2 separate regions of the Homo sapiens genome follow, and region 2 is linked to region 1. Evidence: read pairs that join two places in POLR2A ChIA-PET (ENCODE). Cell type or tissue: A673. All regions are shown on one strand.

Region 1 (4,000 bases):
GGCTCAGGGAACAAGGAAGAGGGCTATACTGAGCTGAGTAAGGACTTGCCATCCTGCCACCCAGCACACTCAGACAGAAGCGTGGGCAGGCAGCTGTGAGTGGCAGAATTTTCCCCTCTGCCCCAGGAGCTGTGGTTTGGAGCAAAGACAATGTCACCAACAGGTCACACTGCAGACAGGGACAAAACTGCAAGTGATCCCCCCGGGGCTTGCATTGTAAGTTCACTCATGGTCAACAGAACTTTCCCTTCATCTCCCCATCTGCTGCCACTGAGCCGTAGGGACGATTGTCACCTCCCTTTTAAAGATTAGGCAATGGAGGCTCAAGGATAAGTGACTTGTCAAGCACCACAGCTAGTGAGAGGAAGCCAAGATTCAACCCCACATCTGACTCCAAGCTGGGGGACACAGAACCTCAGCCAAGTCCTGGGCTGGTAATACTTAGAAAAAGCTAGTGGTCTCGCCCCGGGAAGAAGCTTCCCACAGCCTGAGGGCCAGAAGCTGGCAGAGTTGTTGAGCAAACTCGCCCCGCACACGGTCGGCAGACAGCCAGGTGGGCTGAGGCGCCGGGCTCAGCTCCGGGGTCCCAGTACCAGGCGCACCACCTCCGGCTCCAGAGCACCAAGGGCCCTTCCCTGCCTGAGTCCTAAAGGACGCCAATGGGCCTCGAGAATACCTCCGCCCCTTCTCCCCTGCCCCTTCAGCTGGTTCTTTTCTTCGGCTGAAACAGATGGAATACTAGAGCATGAGTTCTGTGTCATAAAGAAATTGCCTCGTGCTCCCAGCATCTGCCGTCCTTCCCACCCCGCCCCTGTCTCGGGTAGGGCCTTCTCTCCAGGCCCTCCACCCTCCGCTGCCCATGTTTTCCAAACCAAATCGGAACCCACTATAATGGCAAGCCCGCTTTCTCTGTGCCTGGTGCAGTTCCCAGTACGTTCCAGGCATTCACTCCTTCACCCACCTGTGCCGCGGCGAGGCAGAAACTGGGAAATCTGGGCAGGATATCCTGGCAGTGCTCTGCTCGCCCTTCCTCGGCCTCCGGGTCTCCCAACCCCGCGAACCTTCCCACTGAATAGCGCAGCCGCACGCCCCAGCAAGTCCCCAAAGAGCCGGCCGTCCCCGCTCTCCACCGTGCTCCCCACTACCCGTCCTCCCCCGCCGCCTTGCCTGCAGTCCCCAAGATCGTGCCAAGCGAAGAGCCCTCGGCGACCTGCACTCCACTTCCTCTCTTACATGGGGGGAAACTGAGGCCCGAGAGGAAACAGCACCGCACCGTCCCGGCTGCGGGTTCGCCCCGGCCTCCCATCCCTACACCCGCACCTTGGCGCAGCGGTGGAAGGTGGCTGTGGTTCCGTGCTCGGGTGCTTCGGCCAGGCCGTCCTCCTCGGAACGCAAGGCTAGCACCAGCTCCTCGTAGTCGCCGTCCTCGTCCTCCTGCGCACGGGCGCCCGCGGGACCCAGGAGCAGCAGCAGCAGCAGCAGCAGTGGCAGCGGCCACCAGGACCGCCTGGAGCTGACGGTGCCCATGAGGGCCAGGGGAGAGGTTGCTGTCCTGGCGAGGAGACCTAGAGGCCGTGCGCGGTCCACGCCGGCGGCGCCTTGAGCCTTGCGGTGGGGAGGACTGTGCAGGAGCTGAAGTTCAGGAGCAGGGCGCGTGAAGGGGCGCGCGGAATCCTGGCTGGGAGCTGGGAGCCGCTGCTGCAACGACGCGTCCCGGCCCGCCCGAGCCAGTCTCACTGCCTGGCTCACTCCTCCAGGCTCAGACCCTGAACTGAACGGCGGCGCCCGCCTGCAACCATGAGCGCCTCGACGTCGCTGCGGAAACCTTCTAGGGTGTGGGTGCTTGACGCCTGGGGCGCGCAGATCACGCCACCAGAGCCCCATCGGACGATCCTATCTGATTAAACATTAACGGAACCCCCGGACTGGAGGATCAGGTTTCGGCCTCGCCCTCCCCAAACAGCGTCAGATTACGCGCAGAGGGAAGAAAAAACTCCCAAATCCTAACTGGGCTGGAAGGCAGGCCGGCGCCCTAGGGGCTCCTCCTCTCCCGCCTCTCACCCTGCGTGGGATGCCAGACTCCAAGTTCTGCCGGGCCCACCTTTTCAGTGTTTCCTGGGTCCACCTTGTCTCCTGCTGACCAGTGAGACTTCTGAATCAATCCTACTGTGGACTCCTCGCTGCCCACCGAATTCTTTCCACTGGCCTTAACCTGGCAGCCTTCTAAACTTAGCCTGGACCCCCTCCGGCCTCTGCCCTTTATGCACCCTGCACACTGACCTTACCAACTAGCTGCTCCTTGAAGAGATTGCTTGCTTTTGATGTCCAGCCTACATGCATTTCAAGGGATTTATACTACAAAGATTCAGGTTTTAAGTTTGCAAAGACGTCATATAGGTACATTCAGAATTCTATGGTAGGCACAAGCTCAGCTTTCCAGAAGATTCAATTTGCAAAGATTCCTTTTACACACCATGTTCAAGAAATCAACTGGACAAGCATCCAGTAAACACCTATTGTGTACCAGGCAGGAGGATGAAAAGGGGAAAGAGAGCTCCTGGCCTCAGATTGTACATGTGGCATGACATGAGGCTTGCTCTTTCTGGAAGGGCTGTCGATACTGGGAAGAAACAAAGGCGAATTTATGATCCTCCCTTGCAGATGCACAGCAGATTCCGAGTGAAATGGCCTGCTCTGAATCTAGGTGCTGGAGTCCAAAGTTGATGCTCTTTCCACTTTGTTTGCAAAGACCTCACTCCAGAGAGCCAGTGCACAAAGACAGTGCAACCAGTGGGTTGACAGTGACTCCATGAGGTAAGGTCAGAGTTATCCCCATCGAGCCCGCCATCGCAGCACAGAGTAGGAGCTCATGGTTTGCTGACAGAGGTGGCAGAGGTGGTTCTCCTTCCTGTTGCCTGTAATTGGAATTGTATTTGCAATGTGCTTTTGGCAGCTTCCTCATCAAAGGCCTCCCCTGGAGCAAGAATAGATGGGAGCTAACTTTCCCTGCTGCTCCCCTTTGGGACCTTGGCCTCTCACCTACCGGGGTCGTTACCGTGCACCCAGAGAATGATGAAGCCTGTGCACAGAGGGACATGGATGTCCCCAGGCCCAGGAAGGGGGCTGCTGTCCAGCATGCAGTGGGTGTGTTCTGAGGGAGGTGGGGGAGGAAGGAAGCACCCTGGGCTCTGCGACAGATGGAACCAGAGGGGCAGTCACTTCTCATCCCATATCCTCCACTGCACTCTTATGAGGGGCAGCCCCAGCTGGGCCTCCTGCCACTTGGCAGGGCTTTCATCCCTCACCAATTACCCCTCCCATAAGTTGCCCAAAGGAATTGTGTCACCTTCTCCCTCTTCTCAAATGGGTTCCCCCACACCCTGGCCAGCAAATAAGCAGCCAGCTCCCCTGAGAGGTACCAGCAATCAGGGTAAGTCAGAAGCCTCTTCTGGGGCCTCCCCTCCACCACAAGTGCTTTCTGGGTCAACACCCATCCTTTTCCCCTCCTGCCTTCCTCCTTCAGGGCAGAGGGGACCATCCTCTTATACTCAGCTGACACTCCCCTGCCCCAATCTGGCCTCCGCAGGGATCACCTACCTCCACTATCTCCTCTCCTCCTCTTATCCCTAAATGCCTCTTCCTGAGTTATTCTTTCCCTTCACCCCACAAGCATCCTCAAGGCTTCCTCCCTCTAAAAATGCCACTTTTACTGTCCCTCAAAATGCTTTTCTAGCCATTGCCTTCCCCTCATAGACTGAATGAGTAGATAGAACTCACTTTTATGCTCCCTGGCTACCTTCTCCAACCTCAGAAACTTGGAGTCTGCAGCCACCATTGCTGTGAGTGTACATTTCAACATTTTGAACGGGCATACTCTTTTTTGCAAGGGAGGGGGCATCTTTTTGTGTGAATGTTCAATTTTTTTAAATTTACATGAAAATGTTTTTTTTAAAACGTGAATAGTTTGAAAGGATATACAGTGAAAAGTTCATCTTCCTCC
Region 2 (4,000 bases), 300 kb before region 1:
GACAAGTGGCATGAAGGAGAATAATAAGAAAGTTCTAATTTACAACCGGGCAGGAGCAGTTAGAGAAAGTCTCTCTGAAGACATTAAATTTAAACGAAGGCCTAATGAATGAGAAGAAATTTACCAGACAAAAAGTCAGAGGACAAGTATATCAGACAAAAACAAACAAATAAAAAATCATCTTGTTTGAAGACCTTGGGGCAGGAAAGGCTTTTGAAGATGTAAATGAAAAAGTAAGAAAATGAATAAAAGGAAGAGTGGCACAATATGAATGAGAGAGAGTAGCAGAGACCAACTTAGGCAGGGCCTGTGGTCCATGATAAGAATCTAGAATCAAAACTCAAAGTGCAGGAAGAAGTGACAAAAGGCAGGAGCAGCAGATCTGGAAGCAAATGCTGAGCTCATTATGGGAGGGACTACTAGGTTAAGGTGCCTGGAGAAATGTATGTGGACATGCCCGGATGGCATTAGAAAGGGAAGTCTGAAGGTGGTCAGAGAGGTCTGACCCAAAGACAGTGGTTTGGCAATTATTATTTGGAGGACACAGCTAAAACCAGACTTACGTTTGCAATCCCCCAAAGAGAATATGTAGATTGGAAGAGAAACCCACAAGTGGAAACTCTTGAAAAATTGAGAAAGAGACTGTAGCCTTCCCAGATGACTCAGGCTGGAATATTGTTACCAGGTCTCCACGCAATTACAGGAGGAAATTGGGGATGGAAATGAGAAGTCCAAGAGGACGCTCTTATGGTAATGGAATATTTATTTATATTCCTCTCTATGTCAAAATGTTATTATTGTTAATGAACTTGACTTGTCACATGTTGTGAATTTGGTAATAAAATAAAAACTCTAACTTGATCTTTAAGAAAAAATTTCGGACTGGCCAAAATAGCCTTTTCTCCTTGTAAATTTTTTTTAAGTCTTGGTATTGGCCTCAGTGTAAGGCCAGCCACTGTTAAATAATTTCACATGGAGCTATACCCTCTCCCTACTTCAATGCTAACTAAGATTTCAAATTTGAAGCTGCAGAGTTTGACTAAGAAAAGAAATGAAATAAATGTCAGGTGGCCCAGATTCTAATTATTGTCCTCAAAACCATTGGTAGGTGTTGAGACCTGAGCTAAATCATGTCTATCTGTACCTCAGTTTTGTCTCCTATGAAATTAGAAAAATGGGCTTGATTATGCCTCAAATCTCTTACAGAGTTCTATTAAAAAGGCAGGCCAGTAAGCCACTCTCAATGAACTTCTCTCATATCCCAAACCTACACTTATGTCATCTCATTTGATGCATACAGCCTCCTATGAGTTAAGTATTATTGTTGCCAGTTTAGAGATGGGAAGACTAAAGGTCAAAAAAGTCAGTGTTCTGGATATGAACTGGCAGTTAAACTAAATAAAATGTTGAAGTAAAGAGATACACACAGCCCTCAAAACATTGTGGCATTATAACTCCATCACTGAGATTTGTAGGGTGCTGAGCAGAATGTAAGCACTCTGACATAAGGTCTCAGGCACAAGTACACATCTCTTCAGTAGAAGTGTGAAAGCAGACAAGGACTATATGTAAACAAACATGGCCATGTTCCAATAAAATCATAGACACTGAAAAAAAAAAGGCAGTGTGCTAGTCTGTTCTCACACTGTTGTGAAGAAATACCCAAGACTGAGTAATTTATAAAGGAAAGAGGTTTAATTGACTCACGGTTCCACATTGCTGGGGAGACCTCAGGAAACTCACAATCATGGTAGAAGGCAAATAAGAAGCAACACCATCTTCACAGGGTGGCAGGGGAAATGCCAGATGCTTATAAAACCATTAGATCTCATGAGACTCATTCACCATCACAAGAGCAGCATGGGGGAACCACCCCATGATCCAATTACCTCCATCTGGTCCCGCCCTTGACACGTGGGGATTATGGAGATTGAGATTCAAGATGAGATTTGGGTGAGGTCACAGCCAAACCATATCAGGCAGTGTTATAGTAGAAAGAATTTGGGCTTTTGTGTCAGATAAGCCTGGGTTTTCATAGGTTCTAATATTTACTGTGCCAGTTATCAGTGTATCGCCTCTCAGTGCCACATTCATTCTTCATTGCCCAGTTTTGTGAGGCTGGAGCTGGACCCTATGAACATTTCTCCTTCACCGGCTGGTATTATATTAAGCTTTGTCAGTAGAGGGCACTACAGGCAAACTACAAGGGGACTTTTCTTCCTGGTTCCACACGCTTGCCTTCTTGCTCCTTGTCAATAGCAACCAGCTTGTAAAGGACATCCAGTTATGCTCATAGCTTAGCACGTTTCACCGGCATCCCAGAGGGTAGCTTCCCAGCAAATTTCAGCAGCACTTCCATGAGTGGCTCCCCAGGAAGTCTTGTCACACTCCCAGAAGACAAATCCCTGGAGAGTTTTGTCAGCACCCCAGAGGCTGGTTTCCCACTGTGGCACTTCAGCAAACCTCTCCATCCTCCAGTGGGCTATAGCCACACCCATCCAATGAGGTCTGAATCCCAGCCTTGAGGAGAGGGTGTTATCTTCCAGATGTGTTCCTTCCTTGGGTACCCTGCCTTAGCCCTAGAGGTAGTACTGCTCCCTAAATCCTCTATTCCTGCATTATTTCAAGTAACCCTTACCCCTCAGTAGTTAATCTTCCTTGTTGCTAGTTAGCAGCTCTTTATATTAAACTTTCCCTACTCAAATGAGTGTGCATTTTCTATCTTCTGACTGGACCCTGACTGATACGCTTAGAGAAATTCACTGTAAGCTCTCTAAGCTTCAGCTCCTTCTGCAAGATGAAAATAATAATACCTCTCTTGCCAAATTACCAGAAAAAAATTAGAGCTGCTGTAATATATAGCACTTAGAATGGTGTTAGTGACAAGTATGAAACAGTGGAAGCTTTTTATGATTATTATTGTTATTAAATTATTCAAGTCACACAACTAGTAAATTTTGGAGATGGGATTGAATTGGAATTTAAATGACTCTAAAGATGACTTTATTGCCACAGTTAAATGTTAACACATCCATCTCCTTAAAAACATGAGTCCTTTGAAGGTAGCAAGAGTAGAGGACTGCTTGCCACACCCCTGCCTCTGCCACCATAGTGCTAGGCCCCTACACACAATGACCTCGGGCCATTGCTCACACTCCACAGAGGTGGTATTAAATCTGGCAGCTTCCACTCCAGGTTGCTCTGGGCCACAACTAAGGCCGGCTCTGTGACCTTGGACAAGGTGTGTCCCCTCTCTGAGATGTTTTGTAGAACAGAAATAGTAAGAGTGGCTATCTCACAGAGGTGGAGTAGCAGAGACAGTATGAAACATTAAGCTGCAGCCGCCCTCCACGAGACCCCTGAACTGAGCAGGGGCTAGGGCAGGAGTGAGAGCTCAGCCCCGGCACTCTGGCCTCTGGACAGCAGCTCGGGTTCAGATTTCTTAAGGAAAATGATTTACACCTAAACCCATTCCAAAAGTGTCTCTGGATAAATTGGCTCTTGGTCAAATTATAAAAAAGAAAAATAATAACTAATTTTTGAGCACTTTATCCCTTGCTAAGCATGTCACATGGAGTGACTTATTTATTCATCATCATAACCCTAGCCTACCCCTATTAATAATATGCACATAACACCATATATCTATAGAGTTTTTTTTTTGGTTAAAGCAAACTTTCACATCTTTAATTCCCTTTATCTTCACCATGAGTCTAGGTGAACATTTTTATTATCTCCAATTATAGCTGTGTAAACAAGCCCAGAGAAGGGAGGTGACTTGCTAGTTGCAAGGAGAATTAGTGACAGAACCAGAGAACCCAGGTCTCAATCCCAGGCACCAGTGCTTTTTCAACTACAGGACTCAGCTGCAGAGACAAACACGGAATAAAATCGAACAATATGGAAAACCTCAAGAACAAGAATTGCTGCCATGCCAGGCATGGTGGCTCACACCTGTAATCCCAGCACTTTGGGAGGCCGAGGTGGGCAGATCACCTGA

Evidence for each region. Peaks named below come from ENCODE experiments on the same cell type or tissue, not always from the same donor. Only the 100,000 strongest peaks of a DNase experiment are listed, where the experiment ranks them.
Region 2: POLR2A ChIA-PET joins it to region 1 with 5 read pairs; 2 of 35 experiments call an interaction of 5 or more read pairs at or near these places.

What each region holds. Positions count from the first base shown.
Region 1 is chr1:55,037,365-55,041,364 of GRCh38, reverse strand. It overlaps PCSK9 (proprotein convertase subtilisin/kexin type 9), which reads right to left and starts at 1,817. Exons shown (of 12, transcript NM_174936.4): 1 at 1,321-1,817. The coding sequence starts at 1,527. In A673, no CTCF peak of the experiment used is centred here; a DNase peak (open chromatin) is centred at 1,834; H3K4me3 peaks cover 2,321 bases; H3K27ac peaks cover 1,894 bases.
Region 2 is chr1:55,336,486-55,340,485 of GRCh38, reverse strand. No RefSeq gene overlaps it. Among named protein-coding and RNA genes, the nearest start is that of MIR4422, 110 kb to the right of the region's middle. RefSeq lists an enhancer at 2,237-2,326. In A673, a CTCF peak has its summit at 2,186 (motif pointing right); DNase peaks (open chromatin) are centred at 1,885 and 2,185.